2 separate regions of the Mus musculus genome follow, and region 2 is linked to region 1. Evidence: chromatin loops called from intact Hi-C (ENCODE). Cell type or tissue: gastrocnemius. All regions are shown on one strand. Links, peaks and the distances in the headings refer to the core of each region. The heading gives the core; the rest is flanking DNA. Region 1 has its middle 26 kb from the start of Gm40670. Region 2 overlaps Sh3rf3 (SH3 domain containing ring finger 3).

Region 1 (4,403 bases), core at 168-4,167:
GAGAGAGATACCAAGACCAAGACACGCAGGTGCGTGAACAGGTGTGTGTGTGTGTAATACCTGGTGCACAACTGGGACACAGCAGGTGCGTGAACAGGTGTGTATGATGCCAGGTGCAACATGGGACATGCAGGCATTCCTACACCACCACTTGGCTGTTCTAAGACATAGAGGGTGCATGAATAGGTGTGATATTCTGCCATGTGGCAGTGCTGGGAAATGACAGGCACACAAACAGGAGTGCTTGTGTGGCCATATGGGTGTGGCCATATGGTGGCACTGGGATGTGGCAGGTGTGTGGATAGGCATGCCCTCACTACTGTGTGCTAGCACTAGGAAACAGCATGCACACAAAAATAACAACAAGTGTGAGTAGGTTGCCATGTTGTGTAGATTGGACAAAACCAGTGTACAAATATGCCTGTCAGGCCACCGCACTGCAGGACTCAGATACGGCAGATATGTAAACAGGTGTGCCCAGGCTGCCATGCTGGGACATAGCAGGCATGCATACAGGTATGCAGGCACTGCCCTGTGATGGTGGTGGGACACGTCACAGGTGTGGAAAGTTATACTGTAATGTATCCTCACTGTGATACGGCAGGCATGAGAACAGGAAGATTCACATTACTATGTGGTGGTACTGGGCACGGCAAGGCACTGGGTATGAAGAGGTGAGCCAGGCAGTGAGCCAGGTGAGCCAGGATACTGCAGGCATGTGAACAGGCAGGCCCGTGTGGGAACACGGAACCAATAGAGCACATGTGCCTGTGCCACCACATGTTGTCATGTGTGCAAACATGCCTGCCCACATAGCCATATGGTGGTGCTGGGACATGGTGGATGTGCAAACAGGCATGCCTGTGCCATCATATAGCATAGCACATGGGACATGCTCAGGCTGCCACATGGCAATGCTGGGACACAGCAGGGGTGCCCATGCCATCACATGGTGACCCTGGGACACGGCAAGACCAAGCACAGCCAGGCCACACACAGCAGTACAAAAGTGCAGTTCCGGGTTCTACCTCTCCTGTGGGATGCTGGTACACCGGCTCACAGGCAGGGCAAAGTCCAGAGTGGGTGGAGCCTGCAGTCTGCCCCTTCCTTCTGGGGCATCAGACACTGCTGTATGTCAGACAGAAGAGGCTGAGTCTGGGATGAATTGGTTCCACAGGGCTCTGGTGCCCTGTGGAATACTGGGTGTGTTCCAGCTCTTAGAAAAGGAATAAAGAGGTTCCAGTGGCCAGCACAGGGTGTAATCAGTCCTGAGTCCTGTGCAGAGGCTGCAATGCTGGCTGCCAGCACTCTAATGTGAGTCTCTGTGAGCAATAGGAGTCTGGCCAGGCAGGTGGGTCCAAGCTTCAAAGATGAGTGTGTGCTTGGGAGAGCGAGCCCTCGTTCAAGTGTTACAGCTCAATAAAACAACCAGTCTCAGATGATCCCTGATGAAATAGTTTGTGTACTTTATTCCATTCGGACAGGGATTATACAAGCCTTGGAGAATGGGATGGAATTTGTGGGGTAGATACATTCTATTGACTGAGGCTAAGATGCTGGTGATGTTGTTTGCATGGGGGAGAGTTCCAGGCGCTGTGCCACGTGACCAACTACCGGTGATCATCTTAGTTGGGGGTTGCGGTTATGTGCCCCAAAGCAGGCATGGAGTAGTTCTACTTCTGCTGTCTCAGATTTCCGGGGTTTCAATATGCTCCACCTCACCAGTTCCATGCCTTTCCTCTCGTGCCCAGTGCCCTACACAGAAATACAGCAGAGATGCCAATAGATACAACCACACTTCCACATCGAGGCACTGGGACACAGCACAGATGTGAACAGGCATGCCAACCCTGATAGGTGCTGGTGCTGGGACAGGCAAGCCAGCACCACCGAATGTCAGCAGTGGGACACAGTAACTGTGCAAACAGGTGGCACATATATGAACCGTCATGCCTAGGCCATAGTGTGGCAGGCCAGGGACACAGCAAATAGGTGTGCTAGTGTTACCCTGTGGTGAAGCTTTGGCATAGCAGGCATGCAAACAGGCAAGCCTTTGTCATCACGAGATGGTGTTGGGAGCTAGCAAATGTAGAGTAGTGAACCCACACCACCTTGTGGTGGCACTTGGAAATGGCACATGTGTGAACAGGTAGCCCAGGTTGCCACATGGAGGTGCTGGAATACAACAGATATATGCACAGTCTATACACACAGTCGTGCCTGGGCTGTGACATGGTGGTGTTGGACATGACATGGCAGGCTTGTGGACAGTGAGGTCCCAGCTGTCACAAAGTAGGCTAGAGCATATCATTCACGTAAATAGGAAAACCCAGGGCAATATGTGGTGGCACTGGTATATGACAGGCATGTGGCTAGTTATGCTTGGGTTATCACACGGTAGTGCTGGAACATGGCAGGTGTGCAGATAGACATGCCTATGCCATCACATAGCAGCACTGGCATATGGTAGGTGTGCAAAAAGGTGTCCACAGGATGCCACACGATAGAAGCCGACACAGCCTACCTGTGAACCAGCAAGCCTAAGCTGCCTCATGCTGAGGTGTGTGACTGTCAGGTGTGCATACAGACATGCCGGTGCCTCCACATAGTAGCCCTGTGATGTGGCGGGCACGCAAACAAGACATGCATGTGCTGCTACGTGGCAGTGTTGGGATGAATGTAGATATGAACGTGTAAGCCCATGCGTCGCCTGTATCACCACGCAGAGGTGCTGGAACACAGTAGACATTCAAACAGGAGTCTTCAAACAGGCATGGACAGGCTGGCAAGGGTGGCACTATGGTATAGCAGGCATATGAACACGCATGCCCAGGCCATCATGTGGCAAGAGACATGTGGGAACAGATGGTCCTGCATGAGCAAGGGACAATGCTAGGACACGGCAGGTATGTAAAGTGTGTAAACATGTGTTTACACATCTGTTCCACCATGTGGCATCGCTGGGACATGGCATGGTTGCCAAAAGGCTTGCCCATGCCGTCCTGTGGTAGTACTGAAGTACAGCAGGCTTGTAAACAGGCGTGTCCAGACCGCTGTATAGCAGTGCTGGGACACAGCCGGTGTGCATGCAGTCATGGCCTTACTGCTACATCATGGTGCTTAGATATGGCAGGTGGATGAACTGGCAAGCCCAAGTCATCACCCGGAGGGTACGTGTAAATGTGCCAGAGTGTGGTCAGGCATGCCTGCCTGTGCTGCCCGGTGGCCACACTTGGATCGAACACGGTATGAACAGCTGTGCTCATGCTGGCAGTGGGACACAGCACATGTGTGAACAGGCATGCCCAGGCTTCCTCATACCAGTACTGGAATATGGTCAATGGACACGCCCATGCCATCATGTGGTGGCATTAGGAAATAGTGTATACCAACAGTGAGCCCAGGCTGCCATGTGGTAATACTGGGACACGGCAAGCATGTAAACAAATCAATCCAAGCCATCATGATTTGGCCCTGGGGCACAACAGACGTGTGAACAGGCATGGGAACAGATGTGCCCAGACCTCATGTGGCAGTGGGTGTGAGAATGGGTGTAACATACTGTCATACAACACAGCCCTTGTGTAAACAGGCATGCCTGTGCTACCAGGCTGCTAGGACACACAGGTGTGCAAACAAGAGTGGCCACACAACCACATGGCATAAAGCATTGCAGGGCACTGCAGGCGGGCAAGCTGGTGTGCTTTTGCCACCAAGTGGTGGTGCTGGAACTTGGTGAGCCTGGGCCACACCATGCCAGCACTGGGATACATCCGGCATCCAGACATGGGAACCAGGCTGCCTGTGCTACCACATGCCAAAATCGCAGCATGGCAAGTGCACACTCATGTGGGTTCTGTGAAGTGGTGGGAGCTGGGACATGACAGGCATGAACATCCATTTCTGTGCCATCACGTACACGTAATGGCACAGGACATGGCAGGTATGCAAACAGCCTTATGCATTGCTCCATGTGGCCGTGTCAGGACATGATCTATGAATGGCCCATCATGCTGTGCCACCGTGTTACATTGATGAGGCACACTAGGTATGTAAACTGGCACGCGTGTGCGGCCACATGGTAGTGCTGGGACACAGCAGAAGGGAATGGGCAGGCCTGCACCACCAAATGGTAGCTTTGGACCTAGCTGGCATGCAAAGCCAGCACTGGCTGGTGGTTGGGACACAGCAAGCACAAAGAACAGGTGTATCCATGCTGCAATGTGTGGTGGTAGTCACAGCCAACATTCAAACAGGTGTGCTTGTCCCACTACGTGTTGGCAGTGGGACACAGCAGGTACATAAGCAGGTGGCAGTGTCAGGACACAGCAGGTATGCAAAAGGCAGATAGTAGGACCAGGTATGAGAACAGGAGTACCTACATTGCCATTTGGCAGTACAGG
Region 2 (4,403 bases), core at 194-4,193, 180 kb before region 1:
GGTTCGGGAGTCCAGAGTCCTCATGTCAGCTTTGACCTCTGACCCCAAACAAGTCTCCCAATACCTCTCAGCTTCAGAAATTTCAGAGGAAAATGCAGACTATGGTAAAAAGATCCTTGGAGTACCTTTTTAATTTCAACAATCTTTTATCTATAAAACTGAAACTATGCTCATCCACAACAGAAAGCTAATCTGTTTCCAGGCCACAACATAAGACATTCGCCATGCTTTTTGATAGACAGATGTTGTCAGAGGTCTTCTGTGGACTTTATGGAAGTGCCACGGCTCTAGGACGTCTCTTATGGTTGGCAGCAGTGGCTGTGTTTCTAACCACACCCCTGACTTGTCCCTCACTTTAATATCACTTAACCAGTCCTCTAGACATCAATATGTTTAAAAGGGAAATGTCTTTTTCTGCTCATGCAAATACTATAAAGAGAATTAATTGTTTCTATCAGTCAACCATCTCAGAGACACCAAACCAGTAGGAGATGGATGGATAGTCTGATACCACTAACCCATCTATTGATAGATAAGATACCACTAACTTGTTTGTTTTAAGGACTTAGTGCATGTAATTACGGAGACTGCGAAGTTCAGAATCTGTGGAGCAGAGCTGAAATCCGTCGGGCAGGCCGACGAACAAACTAAAAAAACCTGGGCAGGATTTGTTGTTGCAATTTGAGGGAAAAACAATTTTATCCTCAGGAAGCCTAGATTGCTCTTTAGACTTTGAACCGACTGCGTTGAATGCCACTGTATTCAAGACACATACTTGAAGTCATTTTCTAAAGGAGATTAAAAGTCGGTTATTGTTTTTAAATTAGTTGATTTTTAGCCACATCTACAAATTACCATCACAGAAACATCCCAACAAGCATTTGACCAAACAACTGTGTGCCATAGCCTGAGCAAACTAATCACTCTTCTCTGTCTGGTACCAACCGAGAATTGCCCTAAGCCACCGGGAGTCCTCAACCAAGGACAATAGCAAGGTCAGGCTCTGCTTAGCATGGTGCAGCTGGGCTCTTGAGAGCAACCAAACCTGAGAGCAACCAAACCCACTAACCCAGAAGAGGCGGCCATCTTTGGAAGATGCGCCCTCAACGTTCTGTAGCAGAAACATTAGGACGTAAGAGTTAACATAGGCAAATGCTGACATCTCACATTGTGTGACAAGAGGGGACAAAGGGAAAGAAAGCAGATCTGTGACTCAATGCACATTCATAACAAAACAGGAGGGAAGTACCTGCCACGATTGTCCTCCTCTCTGCAACTGGTCACGTGGCCCAGCAAATGTCACACAGTCACCTCCATCCGTATAGTCCCCAACCTGAATCTCCTTTGCACACAAGAAATACCTTGCCTTTTTGTGCTCCCTTGCCTGGTGGGGTACACCCATATCTCTGAGGTTCTGCCATTTGTAATACTACTTCCACTGAGACATTGTAGACCCCTGCCCCCGACCTGAACCACATAGCCTGGTATTACCAAGTGCTCTACGGTGTCTCTTATGTTCCAATCATGTTCTGGTTCATCCTCCACTGTGTCCCCTTGGAATCAAAATCCCTCCCTATGCCAGTGAGTCAGAGATCCAGGGATCCCGAGATCCAGGGACCTCAAGGGAGCTGAAGCATTCTGAACTGGCTGGCAGTTCAGTGGAGTGGTGGTTGCTCCTCAGTAGAACTGCTGGACTAAGGATGAGAGTCACTGGGAGTTGTGGTGGCTGGTCCCATTCCCATTTCCTCCCTGATTGCCTGAAGCTGTGCATCTCGGCTATGCAGAGACGAGCCCATATCTAACATGTCTACTCCAATGAGAAAGCACTGCTCCTGCCGGTCATTGATCAGTTACCCAAGGGATGGTACCTTATTAGGTACTGGGTTAGTCTCTGCTGCCTGAGGTCAACAGTGAATCTAACCAGGTTGTCCTTGGTGAGCACAATTCCATGGTGTTCATACACACGTACCTACCTCCATCCCTGCCTCCATTGCCCTCAAACCCATTGGTCAATGAGAGGTGGCTAGAGAAAGGCTGCCTAGTATCCACACAGAGCAGACTATCCTATCCACTTCATTACTGATGTCTGTGGCTATGGCCGTTCTTTAGTGAACAAATAACTGCTTATTTTATCCAGAGTGGGCTACTCTCATACCATTCTCAAATTTCCTTCCAAGAGCCTGATTATTTAGCTAAGTTACTGAGCATGGCTATAAACTGCTACTCAGTCATACATCTGGCCACCCTCCATATCCAGGGGTACTGCCCACTGAAATAATAGTTCCCCTTCTACAAGCCCTCGCAGATGTCAAGAGAAGGTGCAGTATTGAAACTGTCCACTGGAGGGCAGTGTCTGCAAGCCATGCAGAATCTCCTAAACCTGGCCTGCAGCTTCTCTTTGTCATGTGATTATCAAAACAGTCCCAGCCCAGGGCCAATGGTGTGGGGCTGGAGAAAGGCACCAAGGAACCATAAGTCTCGCTTGCCCCATAACCTACTCATGCCCTAGGGCCTAGTCAGGCCAATCTTGGATACACCCCTTTCATTTGATGGCAGGCAGCTGAAGTTGCAAGGTATCTTGGTGGCTCAGAGTTAAATATGCAGTCTCTACCAAGCCCTGATAATAAAAAGACAAGACCTAGTTTTTTCTAAAACAACATTTTAGAAATGTACTTACTTTATGTGTATAAGTGTTTTGCTCACATGTATGGTTCTGTGTGTTTGGTACCCTCAGAGTTCCGGAGACAGCGTCAGAAGCCTTGGAACTGGAGGTGCAGATGGTTGTGAGCCACCCCGTGGGTGCTGGGAATCAAACCCAGGTCCTCTGCAAGAACAAATGCTCTTCACTGCCGAGCCACCTCTCCAGACCCCAAGATGCACTTCTTTAGAGAGCAGTGACTTAAAAAGGAATACTGTGTATTGCTCCAGAATCCTAAAGGCCAGATATGCCCGAGGCTGCAAACATCACAGCATCTGCACTGACCGTGTGTATGTGTGTGTGTGTGTGTGTGTGTGTGTGTGTAGCAGAGCATCTAGCACTGCAGGATGGACCAGTGATTCTGCCTCTGTTCAATGCCTTGCTCAGAAGTAGTAGGGCCGAGGCCAGTTGATAAATGGATTATTATACTACACCAGGTAGAGAATATGATGCATCCATTATCCGCTGGGGCCTGGAGGTGGTGTGCTGTAAGAGAAGCCAGAGGCAGCACATCATTTACTTTAAAGGGACTTCTCAGGGCACAAGCTACTGCACCCTAGGAGTTCTACTGAGGTTGAAAGTCAGATTTAATTATCTACTTGGACACATACATCTTCCCTGAGTTTAGTGGCATGCTATATAGAGGCCAGTGAGCTTGGCAGTCTCGCCATGATGGTCTGCTGTAATAGGCAGTGAAAGGGAGAGTGAAGGAGATTCCTGAAAACTGTGCTGCCATATAGAGCTAGAAAAGGGAGGCCCTCCAGACCAGACAGTGATGACCTATTGCCAGTTGATAGGTGGCCTTTGGTGTCTTTACTAAGAAATCCTTGTCACATCAGTAACTGCACATCAGGGACTGTGGGATGTAGTATTTCCCCCAAAATGAAGGCACATCTGCTACAACAGGTACAGTATGTGTTGTCACCAGGGTAAGCTCACCCCAGTCGTCTGTCTGAGTTTCCCACCCGTTTGCCTGTTTAGTAACCGGGTCGATGGCAGACTGGTGAGCATGCGCCAAAGCCTCCCCCGTGTCCTTCCTGTTCTCAGCAGTGGCATTGATCCAAGCAGTCCTTGGGAAGTGCAGATTGAGTTGCTTTTGGTTCCCAGTCTTCCCCAGTAGAGGCAGTCCTGTGGAATGACACGGGGCTCCCCCACCACAGTGGCCCTCATTCCCATGGGTCAGGGAACAAGGTAGGAATTCCATTTACTGCTAAGTCTGCCCTTGCCAGCTATGCACACTAGGTCTGGTGAGGCACAGGAGACTGGGGACATACTAGATAGAAGAAGGCCATTGTAAGAAAGATCAGTACCACTGGTCACTTGACCTCTGTCTTAGTTCTGTTGCCAAGATAAGACACCATGCCATCCATGACCGTCATGACAAGAAGCCTGGCAGCAGGCAGGCAGGCCTGGTGCTGGAGGCAGAGATGACTAACTGGGAATGGAGTGGGCCTTTGAAACCCACCCCCAGTGACACACCTCCTCCAACAAGGCCACACCTCCTAATCCTTCCTAAACAGTTCCTGAATGCCTGAGAAACAGCCATTCAGATGGATGAGTCTATGAGACCATTCTCATTCAAACTGCCCCATCCCTCATAAACCCATCCCTGACTGCTGGACCACAGAGATGCTTTCCATCTCCGTTATCAGCGCCAGTTCCATCCAGTACACACCAGTTCTTGAATAGCCTCCACATTTCCTTT

Evidence for each region. Hi-C counts contacts between places; a loop is a spot of excess contacts. Peaks named below come from ENCODE experiments on the same cell type or tissue, not always from the same donor. Only the 100,000 strongest peaks of a DNase experiment are listed, where the experiment ranks them.
Region 2: it touches region 1 in a loop (7-fold over the local background); 17 of 42 quality-filtered maps call a loop at or near these places.

What each region holds. Positions count from the first base shown.
Region 1 is chr10:59,290,678-59,295,080 of GRCm38, forward strand. No RefSeq gene overlaps it. Among named protein-coding and RNA genes, the nearest start is that of Gm40670, 26 kb to the left of the region's middle. In gastrocnemius, for the core only: a CTCF peak has its summit at 2,123; DNase peaks (open chromatin) are centred at 956, 2,099 and 3,127.
Region 2 is chr10:59,106,867-59,111,269 of GRCm38, forward strand. All of the region lies in intron 8 of Sh3rf3 (SH3 domain containing ring finger 3), which reads left to right. Among named protein-coding and RNA genes, the nearest start is that of Gm23223, 87 kb to the right of the region's middle. In gastrocnemius, for the core only: no CTCF peak of the experiment used is centred there; DNase peaks (open chromatin) are centred at 2,344 and 3,735.